2 separate regions of the Homo sapiens genome follow, and region 2 is linked to region 1. The links are chromatin loops, found by intact Hi-C in ENCODE. Cell type or tissue: ascending aorta. All regions are shown on one strand. Region 1 overlaps TPK1 (thiamin pyrophosphokinase 1). Region 2 overlaps TPK1 (thiamin pyrophosphokinase 1).

Region 1 (5,000 bases):
TCCATTAAGAAAATCTCAAATACAGGCCTCATGATTAGAAATTAATACATTTTATAAGACCCATGAATTTTTATTGCTAACAGTGGGGTATTTGAGAAATTATCTAAAAAAGATTCTGGCTGTGATACAGGTATATGGCATTTTCCCCTTGTCTGTAATCCTTTTAAATAAAGACAGAGTGAATCAATTTTATAATTAATTTTATGCAGATATTCTAATTTATTAAAAATGGTTGGTGGTAGTTATACATTGAGAAATGGGTAGGAGTTATTTATCTCATTAGATTAATACCAATTTTTATGAACAGTTTTGGGATAGATTGGCTAAATGACTTTGGCGCTGAAGCTATGCCAGTTTGAGGTTTATTCTTACGCCTTTATTTCTCTTCCACAACCTTGTGTTAATGGTCTGTCTCCCACGAAACTCTGGGCTGTTGGAGGGCAGGTAGAATATTTCTATTTTCAGTGCCCTTATGCCGAGCTCATAAAAATGCCAAGCATGCTAAAACATGTTGAATAAACAGATGGATGAGAAAATTGAAGTCTATGAGAAAATTGAGGACTGACTTTTAAAAAGCTACAGTTGTATACTGAACGTTTCTTATTTGTTGAGTCCTGCAGACAGATCTGTCATACAGCTCTTACAGAGCAGAGGTTCAACTACTGGCAGAACTGGAACTCAGGTCCAGTTTTACATCTGTGTCTACTCTTTGCTCTTTAATGGAGAAGAAATGAGAAAATTCTAGAGAGTTGTAATGGCTGAATCCGTGATATTATTTCGTGGTTAGACTCAGTCCATTTGGACTTGTGAGATTTTCCCATTTGGTAGCCAAAGATAAGGACTAGGTCTGTGATTTCTTTTCTTTTCTTTTCTTTTCTTTTTAAGATAGAATTTCGCTCTTTTTGCCCAGGCTGGAGTGCAGTGGTGCAATCTCAGCTCACTGCACCCTCCACCCTCCGGGTTTAAGCGATTCTCCTGCCTCAGCCTCCCAAGTAGCTGGGATTACAGGCATGCACCACCAGGCCCGGCTAATTTTGTATGTTTAGTAGAGATGGGGTTTTTCCATGTTGGTCAGGCTGGTCTCAAACTCCCGACTTCAGGTAATCCGCCTGCCTCGGCCTCCCAAAGTTCTGGGATTACAGGCATGAGCCAGTGCACCCGGCTGTGATTTCTTTTATATTGCTTTTTGGCCCCTAAAACAGGTGTTTATCAAGTTCTGTTTCTCCGCTTTCTCTCCCTGCCCTGCCCTGCCCCATGGTACTAAGAAAGAGTATATTTAATCCAGAGATGGGCCTGTGGATAGTTTTTCTTCCTGTTCCATAATTGACATGTCACTTGCCATTCAGCCTAATCACAAGGTGTCTAATCCTACTCCTCCTTATATGGTATATTCCCCAAAATTTATTCAGATCCATTTGAGCTTGTGTTATATATAGTTTTATCAAAATCTTTTGTAGATAATTCTCCAGTTTTTTTAAGTCAGTGCCCTTGCTGAAATTTCTGACCGCAAACTTTTTTGTTTTCTCATATGCTTGATTCTTATTCTACTATTCTCTTTGCTCCTCCCTCTGTCAAAAGTTGTACAGAAAAAGGAGAAAGTCCTTGCATGTATAACCTTAGCACTATATCAGCCTTTTAAAGTATTTGCTTTCTTACTAGAGACCATTTTTACTTTGTTTTGACAACTTAAAGTTCTTATAGCTCTACCTTATTTTTGTTTGATGCAAATACAAACACACACGTTTGAAGAAAATCAAGTTGGACATCAAGCTTTATATTGATGTGTTTTGTTTATTGTTGATTTATATTGATAAAGTGTGCATGAAGATTAATTTGTCATGCACATGGTATAGAATAGTATATAAATTAACTATAATATGAAATTAACTAAATAGTATATAAATTATAATAGTATGTAAATTAACTACAGTAATTACAATTACCAACAGTGAGGGCCTGCTCCATAGCCTATGCAAGTAAAATTATTTTTTTGTTTTCCATTGAAACCTTTCGGCATTTGTAGGGGTTCCCAAGCACTAAGTCATATGTTTGTGTGAAGTAATCTTTATCTGCTGTGCATTCTTTCCATTTTATTTATTTATTTTTTAATTTAAATATACAGTCTCTCATAAAATGTCAACACATCTAAGAGTTTAGAAATGACTCGTTTTTTCCAGTTTATATGGAAAAATATTAAAAAGATATACTTTTCTGTTGAACATTTTTTACCTTAGATATTATAGATTAAATATTTTTTTAAAAGGGAAGTCATCTACATATGCAGAATTTCAAAGCAAACCAATAATTGTTTTCAATTGATATTTATTGAGCTTCTACTTAGTACTCCATTTTTTGTAAGGCTCTTAAAAAGAAGCACGATGCTTCTGTTCTTGAGATACTCTCTTGCTCTTTCTCTTTTTCCATGGATTCTTAGAGACACATTTTTCTGTCATATTTTAAGCTTCCTACAATTGGATGGCACCTTGCAATCACTGTCAGCCAGGTGGCAGTCATGGCCTAGTTGTGTGGAAAATTATTACTTGAAACATTCTCTCGTAACCTCTGGTTTAGATTTAATGAAATGAAATATTACTTTGAAAAATCCAAATAATGTAGTTATTGGATATAATTTGGGAAATGCTTTTAAAAGATTAATAGAAGGAAAATAATAGGGTAGAAATAGAAACAAATTAGTAATCAGAAAAATTTAAGATACTCCAATAACCGCATTTTCCACCAAAATTGTCCTTTATCTCTGAGGTTCTTAGGGGAGGAAAATAATCTTCCCTCTACCCTTCTGAGTTCTTAGCTGGGACCTTTGTAACAAAAGACAGACTAACAAGAGAGAAAAAGATTCATTAACTTGTGTATATCTTATAAGGGAGAAAACTCAAGGAAAGAGTAACTCTCAAAAGAGGTGGCTTAGAACTATGGCTTATATAGCATCTTCCCCCAAAAATGATGAATGTTTACAGGGGGACATGATAATGGAAAAGAACCTTGAGTGTTTAGGGGTACACATTCTGGGGAGGTATAAATATAGGGGAGACTAATGGTAAACAAAGTAATGGCAGTTAGTGTACTTTGGACAGAGGTTTCTCTGGCGCCCTCTCTAGACTGATAAGGGTCAGAAGTCATCTCTGGTGATTTACTTGTCCTTTCTGATAGAGAAGGGAAGAGGGGCACCTTTATAAATTTATGTCTGGCTTTTAGGCAAATAGGGAGAAAGCGGAGAGCTTTTTGTGTATCTGTTTCTTCTCAATTGCCTTTAGCTCAAAACAGTCATTGAACATTGTGACATACTTTGGAGTGGTATATTCTGCTGCCCTTAAGATTCCTCTAATTTTCTATTTTCTACTTTAAAGATTCATAGGTAGTGTGTTAATCTGCTGGAAACTCAGTTTGCTAATGGGTTACTGAGAATCTTTCACTTAGCCTTTCCTGAGTTTTCTCTAAACCTAATGCTACAGACCTCTTGAGATTTGCATTAAGTGTAGTCATCAAGGAAATCCACGTAGATAGGAAAGGGGCAGCCTAGAGGTTAAGCAGGAGACTGGCTTAAAGTAGTCTGGCTTTGTTATGCCACTGGTGACCTCTGGTCAATTATTTTCCTTCTCAAGCCTTAGTTCTTCCTTTGGCAAATAGGAAAAGTAATAGGATTTTCCCCATAATTTGTAGGGCTTAAATGAAAGAGTGCATATATGATACTTTGATTTCTATTTTTTTTTCTTTTTACTTGTATTTACTGGATATTTACTGAGCTTCTCTGTGTTAGGTACTAGGGATACCCAGTGAATAGGAGATAAAAATTCAGCTCACAGTTGAGCTTCTTTCTTAGTGGAATGAGATCAGTACTTGATACATAATAATCTTGTGTAAGAAGTTATACAGTTTATGTAACAGTAGAACTTACTGTGTAATAAAATAATAACACCTTGTTATTCTCTTGGGGCTGACAATACCTGGGGGAAATGAGAATTCTAATTATCTCCTTACACATCCATACCTTATGGCTCCTGCTTCATCAGGGCTCAAAGGAAGGAACTGCCAAGAGTTTCAGATGACAGCTTGCTGTGTTGGCACTTATTATTCAGATGCTAATGGATAAATTCTTTGGCTTTTATACTTGGGAGCAGATTTAACGTGTCTTCTTAGATTTCATTCATAATCTTATTCACAAGTTCTTTTTAGCTTCTTTGAGAAGTCTGTAATTTTAGAAGCCTTAGCTCCTGAATCATAATGTGGGAGAACATGAGTTGATTAGCAAAAATAATGTTAAGAGTGATTTCATTTTAATTCTAGTGTGTCAAATCTAAAGAAGACATTGACAATGTTAGGGCTATATGTAGCACCTTGACATTGCTCTAAGCAATAAGGCCAGTAATAGCCATATCAAAATGGAGATTTAAAAAAAATCATTTATTTGAGTCTTCCAGCTGAAATTGATGGGGAGAGGGAGCTGGTGATCATTACTTAAAATGGCCTAAAATATATTTTACTGTGTGGCCACCACCTCTCTCCTAGGTTTTCTGCTGTCATTACCTCTTTTTCCCCATTCACAGTATTGGCCACTTTTCATGCGTTTTGACTCTTTGCATATGGTGTTTTCTCCGGGACTATCCTACCTCCTCCACATAGGGCACTGTAACTCAGCCTCCAGTACTGCTAGAATGACTCTTCTATGACTCCTTCCCCATTCCCCTGGGACAGCTTCCCCTTCCCTGTGATCTCATTGCGTTTGGCACATTGGGTGTTTTCTTCAGTCTGTTGTTCTTCACACTATTTTTGGGCCTGTGTTCTTCATTGGATCCAAAGCATTAATAACAATATCATTTGCTTTTTCATGACATTATAAGGAAATCATGGTTTTTAAATATTATAAACATTAGCTTTTGTTAGAAAAGCAGAGAACATGTTGATTATTCTTTGTTAATATTTGATATCTTTTATCCTAGTATCTTAATTCCACAAATTTTGATTTATTTATAAACCTCATTACA
Region 2 (5,000 bases), 55 kb after region 1:
CATGATTACAGCACTACACTCTAGCCTGGGTGACAGCGAGATCCTATCTCAAAAAAAAAAAAAAGGTACATTTTCGTTGGCATAAAATACCATAGTGTTAGTAGAAAAACAATAGATATGGAATTATAAGTATAAACAAAGTAAATGCCCAATCATCATTGAATAGTTATAGATTATGGCATATATGTGTCAAAGAATATGATGCCATTTTGAAAAAAAAGAATTAGAGCTGCACTCATTGCCTTGGAATTTCAGTGAGGTATTGAGTGAGGAGAAAAGTAGGATGCAGAAAAGTTCCCATTATTTGATGTGATTTTAATAAAATAAGTGAAGTAAACAAATCCACATATACATATTTACTGTGTATGGGTGAAAATTTATTTGTCTGTTTATCAACATGGAGAAGCAGGGATCCTATAATGTGTCTCTTAGACGGGTTGGGGAAGGGAATAAGGTGTGAGCATAGAGAAGAGAGAGGGAGAGAGCAAGCGAAAAACAAAAACTGCACAAATAGCATAAATAAAAGCCTTTATGATATGAACACATTTATACATATAAGATTTGAGATAATTATATAAGCTGTGTATGTGTAGTTAAAATTGAAGACAATTAAAAATAATGTGAAAGAGTGGGAGCTGATATGTATAAAAACAGAATTGACTGTAGACATCTCCTTTGGTTATAGGCAGAACTATAATAAGGTTTTGAGAAATACATATTTGATAACTATAAAAAAGCTTTTCTCACTACTGTTTTTTGTCTAATGGTTGGTAAACCTTTTTATATTGCAATCTTCTGTGTTGCTCTGAATCTCCAATTTATTTGAGAAAAATGACATTCAGAAATGCTTAATATAGTATTCAATTATTATTTCAATAAACATATGGATAACACTTATTTATGACATAGATAAGTCCTGCATACAGTGGCACACAGAGGCGAGGTATATAATTTGCCTGAGGGAGATCAGGGAAGGCTTCCAGGAGGATTTAGAGAATGCATGCTAGGTGGGGGGCAGCAAGAAAGAAAGTGCAGAATGGAGAAAGAGTATATATTTCTGTTTTAAACTCAATGGAAAAAACAACAAAGCAATAGATTGTAAATGGAAATTAATTGCTGCATTTTATTGAGTCTAAGAGACTCTATCAGTTTTATGATGCATGAGTATTTTATGTACCACAGGAAAGAAAAACTTGCTTATTAAACTTTTATATGTATGTAAATATATATATATGTATATACATATAAACTATTTTATATATGTAAATATATATGTATATACATATAGTTTAATAAGCAAGTTTTTCTTATATATGTATATTCATATATATGTGTGTGTGTACATATAATTTTTTTGTGTGTGTGTGAGACAGAGCTTCGCTCTTATTGCCCAGGCTGGAGTGCAATGGAACAACCTCGGCTCACTGCAACCTCCATCTCCCGGGTTCAAGTGATTCTCCTGCCTCACCCTCCCGAGTAGCTGGGATTACAGGCATGCACCACCACTCTGGGCAAATTTTGTATTTTTAATAGAGACAGGGTTTCTCCATGTTGGTCAGGCTGGTCTCGAACTCCTGACCTCAGGTGATCCACCCACCTCAGCCTCCCAAAGTGCTGGGATTAGAGCCATGAGCCACTGTGCCCGGCCTATTTATTATATTAACAGTTATTATCTCACAGATTCTCTGGGGCAAGAATTCAAGAGCTAGTTATCATAGGTGGTTCAGGCTTAGTATCGCTTATGAAATTGTAGTCAAGATGTTGGTTGGTGCTGTGGTCATCTGAAGGATTTCCTGGGGCTGGAGAATGTAGTATCAAGATGGCATACTCACATTGTTGATGCTGATGGGAGAATCCCTTGTCCCCCATGGAGATGGTTGACTACTCTTACAGCATGGTGATTGTCTTTCCCCAGAGTAAATGATCCAAGAGAACAAGTGAGAAAGATTCTGAAATGTCTTTTATGACCTAGTTTCCAAAATCACATTTCATTATTTCTGTCATATTTGTTAGAAGTGAGTTGCTAAGTCAAGCCAACTTTCAAGGGTAAGAAAATTAGACTCTACCCTTCTACGTGTCAAATGAGGAAAAACAAGGAATTTGTGGACATATTTGAAACCACAGCACTCTTAAAGATATAAGTGAAAAAAATGGTGAAGGATATTTTTTAAAACTTTGCATTTATTGTGTAACTCTTCTGAATCACTTTGCAAGAGAGTTGTTGATGTTCATGTTTTTCAACATAATATTGTCTTCTGTGCCACTAATAACACTGGCGATGAAGCATTTTTAAACGAATGATAGAGTGTTGACTTCCAGATCTTTCTTCAAGCTGCTGTCATCAAAGATGCATGTTTCAATGCTATTGTTTTCATAATCTTACCATATGAGTCAATGGAAAGGATTCAGTGAAATATGAATATTCATTTACCTTCCTAAGATGGTTCTCAAACGGCTTATTGATTGAAATGTTGAAAAGTTTCCTGGCCCAGATACGTCACCCAGTTTTTGCATATATGGATAATGACACTATATCATGATTTTCATCGGGCCAACAAATGTTTTTGAGACATATCCTATTTTCAGATTGTTAAAATATAAAAAGAACATGCTTGTTATTACTCAGTGATGTAGATAGCTATTCTTTTTGTTGGCTCAGTACTCCCCCTTTGTTGGCAAAAATACCTCTCCTCTCTCATTCTAACCATGTAGTTCTAGTGGAAGCTGCCAGTCATCATAGCCCAGACATTGGCTGCAGTGGTGGATTCCCTGAGCTGTGTCCAGGTCGATGGTCCCCCTGGCCACTGAGATTGGCTCAGGGATGGACACATGACTCAGTCCTATCTGTGTTCTTTGGATTTTATTTTTAAACTGGAACTAGCCAGGTAAAGTGCTTTTCTGGCATTGTTTAGGAAATATGAAAGAAATTTCAGTTTCCCTTGCAGACGTGTTCTGGCTTGGAGTGACAGGGGCAGAACCTGCAGAAAGCCATGATGCTAACAAGGACTTTTATAAATAAATTCACCTGCTTTGCTTACGGTAGTTCAAGTTGGGATCCTGTTCTGACCCATTAAAATTGGTAAACTATAATTTCATTATCTATGTGTTTTGCCTTTGTATACAATAAAACATAAAAATCACATCAGCCTTGAGGGCTGATGTGATTTTTATTTTATGACTTTGTCGCCAACCCTATTTTGTCCATTAGCTTTTGTTTTCTTTAACTGAAGATACTTTTACTACTATGGTTTTCAAAAACATCACTCTTGTAGTTGGGAAATACATAACCTTTTATTAATAATATAACTTTTAGTCTAGGCATGGTGGTTCACAGTTATAATCTCAGCATTTTGGGAGGCCAGATGGATCAGTTGAGCCCAGGAGTTCAAGACCAGCCTAGGTAACATGGCGAGATCCCATCTCTGCAAAAAAAATTTTAAAAATGAACTGAGCATGGTGTTCTGTTCCTGCAGTGTCAGCTACTCGGGAGGCTGAGGTGGGAGGATCACTTGAACCCAGGAGGTTGAGGCTGCAGTGAGCCATTACTGTACCACTGCACTCCAGCTTGGGCGATAGAGACTCTGTCTCAAAAAATATATGTATATATACATAAAACTGTTAGATTCACCAATAAGTGACTTTTTGTTGCATAATTAATACAAAGGGAAGATAACTAGGAACTTGTTAGCTATCCAAAATGTTTCTTCAGGAAAATAACAGACTTTAGAAATTGCCTAATGTTGTTCCTATGGTTTACCTTTGGCTTAGACAAAATTTATTTGACTAAGAAGTAGTATCAATTTGTAATGAAGAAAATGGAAGTCTTAGCAATACCGGAAGTGTGAAGTACTGAACAATTCAATTTATACGTGGGACATTTGTTACACCAGGCTTCATGCCACTGAATATGGCTGCTCAAGAGAATAGTCATGTTAGATGTAAATTTTAATAGTAATATTTATATACTGTTTTTACAAAGTTTACTTGAACATTAAAAACTAGGCGTTGCTGAAAAATTACTGTTTTTTAGGTCTTTTTTGATTTCTTTCATCAGCATTTTGGTAGCTTTTACCATATATTTTTAAAAGTACCGAGTTTTTAATGTGTAATTTTCAATGTTTAGATAAGCTCTGTGTAAACAGTATATAAATATTACTATTAAAATTTGTATCTAACATGACTCAGCATTTTGGTAATTTTTACCATATATTTTTAAAAAATGGTGTTTAAAATAGTATTTTAAATAATATATGGTAAAAATTACCAAAATGCTGATGAACGATGGTATTTTAAATACCATAAAATGATATTTAAAAAATATAGTACATATATTTTAATGTTTTTGCCTAAGTATTCTTTTTCTTTAAAGTGATCATAAATGACATTGTTTTTAAAATTTTTTTTCCACATGTTCATTATTGGTAGATAGAAATGTGATTGATTTTTGTATGGGGGTAAAGAGATCCTAATTTGAAAATTAACACTATTTGTTCCCATAGAAATAATGAACCACACAAAAGGCAATGTTCTTATTTAGGAAAAATCTTCAATGTTTTTGGTAACTTTTTTTAGGTTTTATATAATGTTCAGCTATAGCATACAAATCATTTAAAATATAACTTTATTTTAGCAGAAAATTTTTGAAAGAAATATTCATCGAGAGAAAATAATTTTATAAGGAATTGAATGATCCATGATACATAATTTTTGGAATATATTGATAATTCAATATGCAGAAAGAATCATTTAAGTTTAATTTTTTTTAAGACTAAATTAGTTTTGATTATCTGCGTAGTTTTCAAAAGTCAGCTTGATAGCCTTGCCTCTAAAAATCACTCAGTGTATCTCCTTCTAAATAGACATATATTAAACGTAATGATTTGGACATCTAATTAATGACATTTAAAATGAATTATACATATTATCTTTGCTCATTCAATCATCTATTTAAAAATATATAATAGGTAAATTTAGTAGTCAGCACACACATTCATATTTGA

The links. A loop is a pair of places that touch in the nucleus more often than their neighbours do. Peaks named below come from ENCODE experiments on the same cell type or tissue, not always from the same donor. Only the 100,000 strongest peaks of a DNase experiment are listed, where the experiment ranks them.
Region 2: a loop joins it to region 1, with 2.7 times the contacts of the local background. A loop is called at or near these places in 8 of 110 quality-filtered maps.

The regions. Positions count from the first base shown.
Region 1 is chr7:144,784,827-144,789,826 of GRCh38, reverse strand. The region is part of intron 2 of TPK1 (thiamin pyrophosphokinase 1); the gene reads left to right. Among named protein-coding and RNA genes, the nearest start is that of TPK1, 49 kb to the left of the region's middle. In ascending aorta, a CTCF peak has its summit at 2,502; a DNase peak (open chromatin) is centred at 4,696.
Region 2 is chr7:144,729,592-144,734,591 of GRCh38, reverse strand. The region is part of intron 3 of TPK1 (thiamin pyrophosphokinase 1); the gene reads left to right. Among named protein-coding and RNA genes, the nearest start is that of TPK1, 100 kb to the left of the region's middle. In ascending aorta, no CTCF peak of the experiment used is centred here; a DNase peak (open chromatin) is centred at 2,771; H3K4me3 peaks cover 537 bases; H3K27ac peaks cover 1,488 bases.